Linked DNA regions of Homo sapiens: region 1 is linked to region 2. Evidence: chromatin contacts called from ENCODE Hi-C or POLR2A ChIA-PET data. All regions are on one chromosome and are shown on one strand. The core of a region is the stretch at or near the end of the contact, and the rest is flanking DNA. Distances in the headings are between cores, read along the strand shown. Region 1 has its middle 44 kb from the start of RBMX. Region 2 holds the start of CD40LG (CD40 ligand).

Region 1 (6,585 bases), core at 2,527-5,026, 280 kb after region 2:
GACTTGGAGAACCTTTATGTCTAGCTAAGGGATTGTAAATACACCAATTGGCACTCTGTATCTAGCTCAAGGTTTGTTAAACACACCAATCAGCACCCTGTGTCTAGCTCAGGGTTTGTGAATGCACCAATGGACACTCTGTATCTAGCTACTCTGGTGGGGACTTGGAGAACCTTTATGTCTAGCTAAGGGATTGTAAATACACCAATTGGCACTCTGTATCTAGCTCAAGGTTTTTAAACACACCAATCAGCACCCCGTGTCTAGCTCAGGGTTTGTGAATGCACCAATCGACACTCCGTATCTAGCTAATCTAGTGGGGACGTGGAGAACTTTTGAGTCTACCTCAGGGATTATAGATGCACCAATCAACACCCTGTCAAAACGGACCAATCAGCGCTCTGTAAAACAGACCAATCAGCTCTCAGTAAAATGGACCAATCAGCAGGATGTGGGTGGGGCCAGATAAGGGAATAAAAGCAGGCTGCCGGACCCAGCAGTGGCAAGGCGCTTCGGTTGTCTTCCATGATGTGGACGCTTTGTTCTTTTGCTCTTTGCAATAAATCTTCCTGTTGCTTTCTTTGGGTCCACACTGCCTTTATGAGCTGTAACACTCACCGTGAAGGTCTGAAGCTTTACTCTGGAAGCCAGTGAGACCAGGAACCCACCGGGAGGAATGAACGACTCCAGACACACCGCCTTAAGATCTGTGACACTCACCGCGAAGGTCTGCAGCTTCATTCCTGATCCAGCGAGACCATGAACCCACCAGAAGGAAAAAACTCCGGACACATCCGAACGTCTAGAAGAAACAAACTCCAGACACACCGCCTGTAAGAACTGTAACGGTCACCGCGAGGGTCCGCGGTTTCATTCTTGAAGTCAGTGAGACCAAGAACCCACCATTTCTGGACACACTACCATGCCAGAGATCCAGGTAGGTCTCTGGATCTTTGAGACCCCCACCTCACACCTCCTTATTATGAAACATTATGGTTTTTACAATTACAAAAGTAGTATAGGCTTGTGAAAACCTCCTACAAAACTCTTTATTTGGTATAGAGTTCCAAGAGTCTCCTCGTAATCCTCTCCAATTTTAATAAATTTTTTTTATGTATACTGTGTATAACTTCATGTGAGATTTTATATATGTATGTATGTGATCTTTTATGTCTTTACTGAGAAGTTTATGATGGACTTCTTTCCATGTTCATATATATATAATACATATTTTATATCTATATCTATATTTGTTATTTATTTATTTTTTTGGAGACAGAGTCTTGTTCTGTTGCCCAGGCTGGAATGCGAGTGGTGTGATCTTGGCTCACTTGCAACCTCTGCCTCCGGGGTTCAAGTGATTCTCGTGCCTCAGCCTACCAAGTAGCTGGGATTACAGGCATGTGCCACCACACCCGGCTAATTTTTGTATCTTTAGTAGAGACAGGATTTTGCCATGTTGGCCAGGCTGGTCTCGAACTTCCGACTTCAAGTGATCCACCTGCTTCGGCCTCCCTAAGTGCTGAGATTGTAGGCGTGAGCCACTGTGCCTGACCCATATTTTTTATTAATAATGATGTGGTCAACATTCTTTCACCTCTTTAGTCTCATCTGTAAAATGGAAATAATCAGTGTTCTTTCACCTCTTTAGTCTCATCTGTAAAATGGAAATAATCATAGCGTATACTATAAAAATTAGCTGGGCGTGGTGGTGCGTGCCTGTAGTCCCAGCTACTCGGGAGGCTGAGGCCTCCAAAGTTGCAGTGAGCCAAGATTGCGCCACTGCATTCTAGCCTGGCAACAGAGTGAGACTCCGTCTCTAAAAAAGAATCGTGTGTACTGTAATACACAGGGTTGTTACAAGGATAAATAGGATAATACTTGTAAAGTGCTAGAGCAGTGTTTAATACATAGTAGGCACTCAATAAATGACAGCTATTGTTGTACAGCCATCTATGTAGTCTTAATTATTTAGGATAATTACTAATTATTTGCTGGGTCAAAGGATACGGACTTTGTAGAGGTGGGGTCTTACAACGTTGTTCAGGCTGGTCTCCAACTCCTGGGCTTAAACGATTCTCTACTGATAATTACTTTAGGGTAATTAGTAATTAATAATTATCCTAAAGTGGTTGCTGGGTCAAAGGATACGGACTTTTAAAAAAACAACCCTTTTGTTGTAAAATACAGACAGAAAGCCACAGAGAACAGAAATAGCATTTAATGAATAATTACAAGGGGGACACCTTCGTAAACCACAACAGGGCCAAGAATAGAATTTGGCCAGGTACCTCAGAAGGATTCCATGTGTCCCTGCCCATTTACAACATGCTGCTTTCTCCCAAAGTAACCACTATTGTAACTTTTATACTAATCACTTCCTTGAGTTTCTTTTGTAGTTTCACCACCTAAATATACTTCCCTAGACACTATATTTTATTTTTATATTTGAGATGGAGTCTTGCTCTGTTGCCCAGGCTGGAGTGCAGTGGCGCGATCTCGGTTCATGCAACTTCCACCTTCTGGGTTCAAGTGATTCTCCTGCCTCAGACTCCCAAATAGCTGGGATTACAGGCGCACACCACCGTGCCTGGCTGATTTTCATATTTTTAGTAGAGATGGAGTTTTACCAGGTTGGCCAGGCTGCTCTTGAACTCCTGACCTCAGATGATCTGCCCACCTTGGCCTCTCAAAGTGCTGGGAATACAGGTGTGAGCCACCACGCCTAGCCACAGTATAGTTTAAACTTGACTTTTTATATGTCTTTTGTCAACATTTTACTATGAGCATTTTCAAACAGAAAACTTGGGTGGGCCAGGCGCAGTGGCTCACGCCTATAATCGCAGCACTTTGGGAGGCTAAGGTGGGAGGATCGTTTGTGCCCAGGAGTTGGAGATCAGCCAGGGCAATATTGCAAGACCCCATCTCTCCAAAAAGTTTTTAAAAATTGGTGCATGGTGGCATGCATCCGTAGTCCCAGCTACTCAGGAGGCTGAGGTGGGAGGATCGCTTGAGCCCAGGAGGCTGAGGCTACAGTGAGCTGTGATAGCACAACTGCACCCCAGTCTGGGTGATAGAGTGATACCCTGTCTCAAAAAAAAAAAAAAAAAAAATAGAATTATATAGTGGACACTCATCTATCCAACATTTATATTCTGCAATTACCATTTTGCTCTATTTGATTTATCACATATCTGTCCATCCCTGTATCATTCAATCCAATCCATTGTGCATGTTCCTGTGTCCTATATTTCCTGCAAATTGGCAGCTGGATCCAGTGGCTTGATCAGATTCAGGTTTGGCTTCTTTGAGAAGGTGAGGTGGCAGTTGTGTTCTTTCATCAGGAGGCACATGATTTTTTTTGTCTCTCTTTTTTGTTGTGATACCTGGGTTCATTCATTCATTAGGGGCTGCAGCATGCTGAAAGAAAACAGAAGCCTGTGGAGTGAGCCAAGATCAACCAGGAAATAAACCCTTTCCCTTGCGATGTCTCTCCAGCGCCCTCTACTGACAAACCTGCTTTAGTGCCAGTTTGTAGAGGTAAACTATTTAAAGGGTCTGAATTATTTTCATGGGGGGCAAAACTCATGAATTTGGAGCTGAGAGGCAATATATCAATAACAGACACACCTTACACGCATGTACGGACCAGATAAGGAAAACTCTACATATTTCCAGAAACTTATCTGTGTGCAGCTCTGTTCTCTCTGGTCCTCTGCTCCATGAATTCTAGTGCCTTTGGCCTCCCTGGACTTTGAACTTTGTTTTCTCAACCCTAGGAGACTGCAGGGCTGTGCATGGATACCTTTTCCCTGTGTCACAGCCTGGAAATTTTATCTAGGAAGTAAGCTGGAGGCAATAGTAGGGCTTATCTTATTTGTTCCCCTTCCCTAGGTGATCACTCTTATATTTCTTGTCCAATGTTTGGAAACTGTTGCTTTACATATTTTACTCATTTTTAAAGTTGTGTAAGTAGGAGGGTAAATCTGGTCTTTGTTATTCTACCATGTCTTGGGCCAAGAAGGAAGTCCCACCTCCTTATTTTCTTTTTTAAGAAACATATTTTTATTTATTTATTTATTTATTTATTGAGATGGAATTTCGCTCTTGTCGCCCAGGCTGGAGTGCATTGGCACAATCTCAGCTCACTGCAACCTCTGCCTCCCAGGTTCAAGTGATTCTCCTGACTCTGCCTCCAGAGTAGCTGGGACTACAGGCACCTGCCACCATGCATGGCTAATTTTTGTATTTTTGGTAGAGATGGGGTTTCGCCATGTTGGCCAGGCTGATCTCGAGCTCCCGACCTCAGGTCATCCACCTGCCTTGGCCTCCCAAAGTGCTGGGATTACTGGCGTGAACTACTGTTCCCGGCCTGTTTTATTTTTAATTTTAATTTTTACTTTTAAAGTTGACAAAGTGTTTATATTTACGGTGTACAACATGCTGTTTTGATATATGCTTGCATTGTGGAATGACTGAATCAGGCCACCTTTTTTTTTTTTTTTTTTTTTTGAGACAGAGTTTCACTCTTGTTGCCCAGGCTGGAGTGCAGTGGCGCAATCTTGGCTCACCGCAACCTCCACCTCCTGGGTTCAAGCGATTCTCCGGCATCAGCCTCTTGAGTAGCTGGAATTACAGACATGTGCCACCATGCTTGGCTTATTTTGTATTTTTAGTAGAGACGGGTTTGTCCACGTTGGTCAGGTTGGTCTTGAACTCTTGACCTCAGGTGATCTGCCTGCCTCTGCCTCCCAAAGTGTTGGGATTATAGGCGTGAGCCACCGTGTCCGGCCTTGCTTTCTTTTTGTATGCATTTGCTTGGTATAACTTTGCTTATCCTTCTATTTTTAAGTTTTCAGAATCTCTTTGTTTTAGATATGTCTCTTGTGTACAACATATTGTTTGTTTGTTTTTGAGACCGAGTCTTGCTCTGTCACCTAGGTTGGAGTGCAATGCCATGATCTTGGCTCACTGCAACCTCTGCCTCCTGTGTACAAGCAATTCTCCTGCCTCAGCCTCCCAAGTAGCTGGAATTACAGGCATGCGCCATCACACCTGGCTAATTTTTGTTTTTTTAGTAGAAACGAGGTTTCACCATATTGGTCAGGCTGGTCTCGAACTCCTGACCTTTTGATCCACCCGCCTCGGCCTCCCAAAGTGCTGGGATTACAGGCGTGAGCCACCACACTCAGCCTATGTCTACACTTTTTATTTATTTTTTAATTTTACTATTATTTTTTGACAGAGTCTCGCTTTGTTGCCCAGGCTGGAGTGCAGTGGCACAATCTTGGCTCACTGCAACCTCCACCTCTGGATTCAAGTGATTCTCCTGCCTCAGCCTCTCAAGTAGCTGGGATTACAGGCATGCGCCACCATGCCCAGCTAATTTTGTATTTTTAGTAGAGATGGGGTTTCACCATGTTGGCCAGGCTGGTTTCAAACTCCTGACCTCAGATAATCCACCTGCCTTGGCCTCTCAAAGTGCTGGGATTACAGGTGTGAGTCATTGTGCCCAGCCTATATCCACACTTTTTAGGAACCTCTTTCTTTAGATGGTCTCATGCAGTTTCATTATGTGTTTAGTTATGGATTTGTTTTCTTTTTTGCTTTTAATCCTGTTTGTAATTCCTTGGGTTTCCTTTATTACTGTCTTCTATCAGTTCTGGAATTCTCAGCCATTGCCAGATATTTTCTTCTTTCCTTTTGAGACTCCATTTAAAGCTATGTTAAATGCTCCTTATTTTCTGCCCCATATATAACTTCTCTTCTATGTTTTCCTTTTTTTTCTTTGTGTTATGTTTTCCTGGCCTATCATCCAGTCTGTAAATTCTCTCTTCACCTGTTTCTTATTTTCTGCTTTTGTTTTTTTTTGAGACAGAGTCTTGCTCTGTCGCCTGGGCTGGAGTGCAGTGGTGCCATCCTGGCTCACTGCAACCTCCACCTCCTAGGTTCAAGCGATTCTCCTGCCTCAGCCTCCTGAGTAGCTGAGACTACAGGTGCCCACCACCACGGCCAGCTAATTTTTGTATTTTAGTAGAGACGGGGGTTTTACCATGTTGACCAGGCTGGTCTCGAACTCCTGACCTCAAGTGATCCACCCACCTCGGCCTCCCAAAGTGCTGGGATTACAGGTGTGAGCCACTGCAACTGGCCCTTGTTTTCTTTTTCATGCATATATTTTCACACTTGCTTTTTTATTTCTTTTAAATATATTAACTTTAGTTCATTTAAAATCTGCCTCTGATAATTGCTGTATCTGAAATCTTTGCAGGTTTTTTCTAGTTCTTGCTCATGATGTCATTTTTCCTTTTGTGCCTCATTATTTTGAGTACATACTCATTGTCCTTGAAAATCATTTGTGGGGTTTCTTTAAGTTGTAGGGTCAAAGTACATTGCTCCAGAGAGGACTTTCGTTGACTTCTCCAAAGTGTCTTTGGGGATTACCAGTCTGGGACCATCTTAAAACAAATTCACAACTTGAAATTCCTGGGCTACCTAGGTGATATGAATCCAGCCTGTAAATTTGTTACAGGCGGTCTCTGGCCAAAACTTTTCTTTTTTTTTTTTTTTTGAGACAGACTCTCT
Region 2 (6,401 bases), core at 97-2,596:
CAGGACAGGATGCTGGGGCGTGGGAGGGGAAGAAAGCAGGTGCTAACTATATAGATAGCATGCCTATCAGAGCAGTTTTTACGTTTCCTATTTGTCTCTCAAAACAATTTTATAGGAATCATCAAAGCAATTTTATCATGGTTTCTAGACCAGGTTTGGATGTGAGGTAGGGATTTCCACAGCTGCTTTTAGTTTGAAGGAAATCTGATAAGATGATGCAAAAGCCCTTCAGAAATGTGTAATCCTACACACTTCAGTGATTCAATTCATTGTCAAAACTTAAGGTGTTTTTAATATTGTTATTGTTCATTTGGTTTTTACCAACATGTAAGGAGTTGGCAATTATTTGTTAAACTCATGTCTTAGGCTAAATAAATTCCAAAAAATTCAGGATGAGAATTGTTTATTGCTTAACGTGTTTCAAATTTCTTCCATGCACATCTTTATTAGATCTTCACAGCAACCTACAGGATAAGCAAGACAGGTGCAAGTGCCTCCTTTGGGTATGAGGAAACTGAGGTCTAAAGAGATGAAGTGATTTGCCCAAGGCTCATAGCAATTTATTGGTAGAGCAAAGACTAGAATTCAGATCTCTTAACTGCAGCCTATTTTCCCTATTCTGAACTGTTACATCAGCATCAACAATTATCTAATGGATTGGAACAGTGTACACAGGCAGCTTAGCTACGTCAAGTCACGATTTTTACTTTAACTTCAATTCCAGAGTCTTGGCCTGATTTCCCTCAAGACCCTACTTATCTTTGCCTTTGCAAAATTTATTTTTCTTGCATTATCTTTCCAGCTAAATTTTATTTAATAACCATCAGCATGCTTTTTTTGCTTTATGCCATGTAGACTTGACCTGAAAACCTGCCAGGCTTTCATTGAGTTTAGTGATTAAAGAAGTAAAGTTCTGAGAAGCAATTAGTTGATGGGACACCAGTCATAAAATCAATCCAAACTTTTGTTGACATGTGTTTCTTTCTCCATATACCAGGTTCCCGCTTCGTATTAGTAAGATTGAAATTGAAATAAGTCTATTGCTGGTGGATGAATTTGTCACTTTCCTTGAAACTGGTGAACCCAAAAAGTTAGACAGTGATAGGAAAATACTGCCATTGTCTGTTAAGAAGTCTATGACATTTCAAGGCAAGAATGAATATATGGAAGAAGAAACTTGTTTCTTCTTTACTTACAAAAAGGAAAGCCTGGAAGTGAATGATATGGGTATAATTAAAAAAAAAAAAAAAAACAAAAAACCTTTACGTAACGTTTTTGCTGGGAGAGAAGACTACGAAGCACATTTTCCAGGAAGTGTGGGCTGCAACGATTGTGCGCTCTTAACTAATCCTGAGTAAGGTGGCCACTTTGACAGTCTTCTCATGCTGCCTCTGCCACCTTCTCTGCCAGAAGATACCATTTCAACTTTAACACAGCATGATCGAAACATACAACCAAACTTCTCCCCGATCTGCGGCCACTGGACTGCCCATCAGCATGAAAATTTTTATGTATTTACTTACTGTTTTTCTTATCACCCAGATGATTGGGTCAGCACTTTTTGCTGTGTATCTTCATAGAAGGTTGGACAAGGTAAGATGAACCACAAGCCTTTATTAACTAAATTTGGGGTCCTTACTAATTCATAGGTTGGTTCTACCCAAATGATGGATGATGGTAGAAACCAAATAGAAGAATGGTCTTGTGGCATAATGTTTGTTGCCTAGTCAATGAAGTCTCATATTCTTGTCTCTGGTTAGGATCTTGGGATCTGGAGTCAGACTGCCTGGGTTCAAATCTTGGCTCTGCCCATACCATCTCTGTTATCCTGGGGCAAGTGCCTCAGTTTCCACATCTGAGAAATGGGGATGGTATTGGTGTCCATTTCATAGATTAAGTGAGTTTAGCCTTGTAAAAAGCTTAGGAGGGGGTCTGATACATAGTAAGCACTATGTACGCACTAGCTATAATTATTTGCTAAAGTTCTGCTTTAAAAGTAAGCTATTTTTTTATGGAGACAGCTTTTTTCTTTTAAATTTCCAGCTAGGCAAGAAGAGCGTCAATTTGATCTAAAATTTCATAATGCTTCAGATTAACATAGACATGGATAAGTCCCAGAATTTGCAGTCTTTTAGTAAAAGTAGCATTTTCTGTGTAATTCTTCACAAGCACTGATTGTAGTTGCAGGATGCTCAGTCTCCCTCTGAGATGTTTTACATTTTTAAATGGTTAGACTTGCAGGAACAAAAGAGCAGAGTAACTTAGTAGGCTGTTTTGCATTCTTAGGAAAAGAAAACCATCAGGACTTATTTTGTTTTCATGTATTTTTTCACTTCCACTGAGGAGTATAATTGGCTGGTGTTGACAAAATACCAATCATAGATGTAAAGGAGAAAGTTGATTAGTTTTCTGGCTGTTCCTAAAATTCTGGATGCAGGAACTGTGGCTAGAAAGCATCTGGATGATTGCACTTTATCAGGGATACTTGAGTGTCCTCTCTTAGGATCTGGACCTAGAATTAATGTCATGAGATTTTTCTAACAGGATAAGGTGAGGTAGTGAGGGCTGAAGTCATCCACTGGGTTATCCAAATATTAGGTTTCACTGCTGACAAAAGAGGGGGCTTCTGGTCTGGTTGGTTATTTGTGTTTGGCCTGATGTGCTCTGTCAATCAAATGTATGGACATAGGCCTAGCTTCTAAAGGGGCAATAGTGACCTCAGTGGACTGATATTTACCGTACTATTTACATGTGCTCTTAATTACAGCAGAAGCTGCCAGCTAACTGAATCTTGTTTTGAATCTAAAAAATCTACTCTTAAAGCAAGAAAATGGTATAAAATTAGTTGATAATGCAAGTGAATTCTGTACATTTAATTATTCTAAGACATTGGAAAATAAAATATCTTGTTACTTTGAGGATAAAAGATGATTTCTTTAAAAATGCAAATGTTTTCTACAAATACTAAAGTTAAAAGGGAGAGAGATGTAATTAGAACTCGTTAACTGACACATTGCAAATTAACTTCTTTTTATAAAGCACTGCATCACAAACACTAAAATGAAGTGGGCAAATTAGCTCTGCAGAAAACTATTTTCTAGGCTGATGTTTATAATGACCAATCATTACTGAAGCAATGAGAAATGTGACAATTACAGAATATTGCTGCTATAGTATGTTGAAAAAATATGCATTTTGTAGTGAACATTTAGTAGAATAGCTCTGATTTCTACCTGGAGTTTCTGATAACATGACATCTTAATTGCTGTCTTTTATAGATTTTTAAACTGCAAATACAAAATAGCAATCAGCCAATATAATAACTTATTATTCTCCATTTATGCCTGAAAGTCCTCCTCTTGTTGATGCCGTGGAAATGAATGTAGAGGCAGATATCATTAGCTGTATTCTCCTTCCGAATGACATTTATCATATCCTTGTTATTCCAAAATAGATAGAAGATGAAAGGAATCTTCATGAAGATTTTGTATTCATGAAAACGATACAGAGATGCAACACAGGAGAAAGATCCTTATCCTTACTGAACTGTGAGGAGATTAAAAGCCAGTTTGAAGGCTTTGTGAAGGTAAGCAGCTTAATTACTGGTAAAAGTGTCATTGAAATATTTTACTACATTTGCTAGATCGGGAAACTGACAATGCCAATGTTTAAAGATTGGTTATAGACACAGACACACAGACACACACACACATATATATGCATGCAGATATACACACATACATGGGTGTGTGTGTGGGGGTTAAAAAAAAAAAACACAAAGACACTCTCTGGGGAAAATACACCCTTAGGGGCACAGTCACACATATTTGTCAGCTTACATATGCAGCTACCACTAGGCAAAATGATGAAGTCCACCAAGCTTGGTTTTTGCATTGCTGTGTCTCCCCATCCAAACCTTGATGCTCTCGCACTGGGGACCCAGAGTCTGATCCCCATTTCCCAGGGAAGCAATAGCCGTCAACAGCTGCCGTGGCAGCAGGCCACAAGTGAAGGGACACCTGAAGACTGGTAACAGTCTCTGGTGCTTCTCTGATGATGGAATTTTAGGTGTCCTGACAGTGAGATCTTTCCCTTTTACTGGGGAGAGAGGTGCAGGGAATAAGTAATAGACATTCTCAGTGTCGCTCAAACCAGACTCCATATAATATCACTTGCTCATGAAGCCCGCCCACTCTATGGCCGGTCATGACCAGAGGCACAGAGGGTTCAAAGCCTTTTAGCCCACCAGGCTGGTAGCTAGCATGAAGTCACTGCAGTGACTGTGGCTTATAACAGATACCTAAAACAAGAATTTTTAGAACCTTTACATTAATTCCATCATCACAGACATAGGGTCTAGGGGCTCTTTCTCCTGAGGCAGAACATCAAGAGTTCTTTCTGCCTATGTCCCTTTCAGAACACTGAGTCAAATACCCTTGGGCCTCGGCTCACTTAGGGGTCATTTCTAGGAGGCAGCACTCCACATTGAGGACAGTTCTGGGCCAGGTGGGTGGGTATCTGGGTAAACCAACAGGAATTAGTTCTCACATATAGATGATGTGTAATTTAATGCAGGCGTAAAAGGGTTAAGATCTTATTTCTGATCTTATTTCTGCCCTCCTGTACTGTCACCGAGGTGCCATTTAATTCATTAGTGAAGACTCTAACAGCTTATTCCTGAGTCACCTACGGAGAACAGAATGTGGCTCAAATCCGCTGCTTGCTTTCAGGTTCTTTACACTAATCTAGGCTTTAGATGAAACTCCTAAACCCTTTCTTTGCAAGACTGGCCAGCTAGGAAAATGATTTGAGTTTCTTCGGTTCTTCGAGGATTTGGGCCAGTATTACAGAGTATTGGAAGATGTTACCAGTTTAAATGTGAATAAAGGCACTTTCAAAACAATGGCTAATAATCCAAATAACAGACTGAATGTGCTTGGCTATGTGACTTTGGGTAAATAACTTCACCTTTCTGGGCCTCAGTTTTGTCATCTATAACATGAGAAGACAGATTATCTGTAAGGGCACTATCAGCTCTGACATTCTACAATTATGTGATAAGCCTTCAGTTCCCTCCAATGGCAGTGAGAGTGGCTTGTCAGTCCCCCTCGTTTCTTACGGAGACTTTTACGGTTGAATTGTCAATTCCTCACGTCATTATTTCAGGTTGGCTATGTATGTAAAGCTCCCAAAATCAGCTACCGAGGATAGGAGTAAAGAAAACAGTCAGTTTGGCCTCCCTGCTTATGCTTGTATGAAAAAAGTGACAGCTCCAAAGTTTCATATTCTTAAAAGGCAGATCTTCTCAGGCATGTCAGCCAGGGCCCCAGGGATCTCCTCCTTACATGCAACTAAGGAGGCTCCTTGTCTCTACTGCAGCAGGTGTGGAACCCTAGTCAACACCACCTATACCTAGGATTACGTACAATGAGTAGATACAAAGTCCTCCAGCTACCCAATCCTCCCCCAATGACGGATCCCCTTTCCAATACGCTTTCCCCCAAATTTCTCACCCTAAAACAAAATTCGAGACTTTGAAAAAACTCAATAGGACAATTATAGAATAGCTCCAGATTAGATTCATATTTTCTTAGCTAATGTTAGTAGGCTTTCTTTCCGGGCCACAGTCTGGCTGCACCTAAGCAACCTCAAGTTTGAATTTGGAGTCTTTGAATCAGGTCTTGATGGGGTCTTAGAAGTCATCAGATCCAATTCTCAATCCACAACTTCAGTCTTCTCTCCACCTCCTGACTAAGTGGTCATCCAATCTCTGTTTGAACATCTCTAGTGACAAGGAACTCATTATCTCTGGAGGCAGGTAGCACTAATCTGTCATTTTGGGGGAAAGATGGTATTCAGGGCTCAAGTGAGGGTAAGCAGAGGTATTATTTTGAATAGTATAATTTCATATTAAAACTTACAACCCACCACACCTCTGCTAGATGTTCAGTTCCATGATTATTTGCCCACCAATGCCTGCGATGCCTTTGAGAGAGCCAAAGCATTTCTATTTCAAGTTAAAGGGCAACCTGTCCATACCTGCCACATGGAACTCCCACTAAGAGAGAAATAACCCATTCTGGATTTTCTGAAAGTCCACTTTAAAAAGTATTTCAGTTGAGGTGGGGAGTGAAGCAAGAAAAAAAAAAGGCTCTGGGGAGTGTGGTTGGGCGAAAGTTCACGGAAAGGCTAGGCTGGGCTCATGAAACACGAGCTTTGCTGACTTCATGTTTTCATCTTGGCCAGGCCTCAACACCAATGCAACAACTTAGCCTAAAAGTATCTCAACCTTGATCACCACACTCTACTTTTTGAAAAGACACTAAATAGTCATTTGTTTACTTGTGATCTCACAAACATTTTCCTGTCACCACATCTTCATAGTGCCGCGCTTCAGCTCA

Evidence for each region. A loop is a pair of places that touch in the nucleus more often than their neighbours do. ChIA-PET counts read pairs that join two places held with the same protein, here RNA polymerase II (POLR2A). Pooled maps may share reads with other maps.
Region 1: a pooled map shows a loop between it and region 2 (3-fold over the local background). The contact joins the enhancer-like site here to the promoter of CD40LG in region 2. A Hi-C loop is called at or near these places in 7 of 50 pooled maps. POLR2A ChIA-PET finds 5 or more read pairs at or near these places in 3 of 52 experiments (activated CD4-positive, alpha-beta T cell, activated T-cell and naive thymus-derived CD4-positive, alpha-beta T cell).

Annotation. Positions count from the first base shown.
Region 1 is chrX:136,921,840-136,928,424 of GRCh38, forward strand. No RefSeq gene overlaps it. Among named protein-coding and RNA genes, the nearest start is that of RBMX, 44 kb to the left of the region's middle. RefSeq lists an enhancer at 3,379-3,518. Within about 2 kb of position 3,777, at least 2 of the 41 ENCODE cell types and tissues checked have a DNase peak (open chromatin) inside an H3K27ac peak, as active enhancers do.
Region 2 is chrX:136,646,812-136,653,212 of GRCh38, forward strand. CD40LG (CD40 ligand) reads left to right here and starts at 1,347. Exons shown (of 5, transcript NM_000074.3): 1 at 1,347-1,593; 2 at 3,455-3,586. The coding sequence starts at 1,438.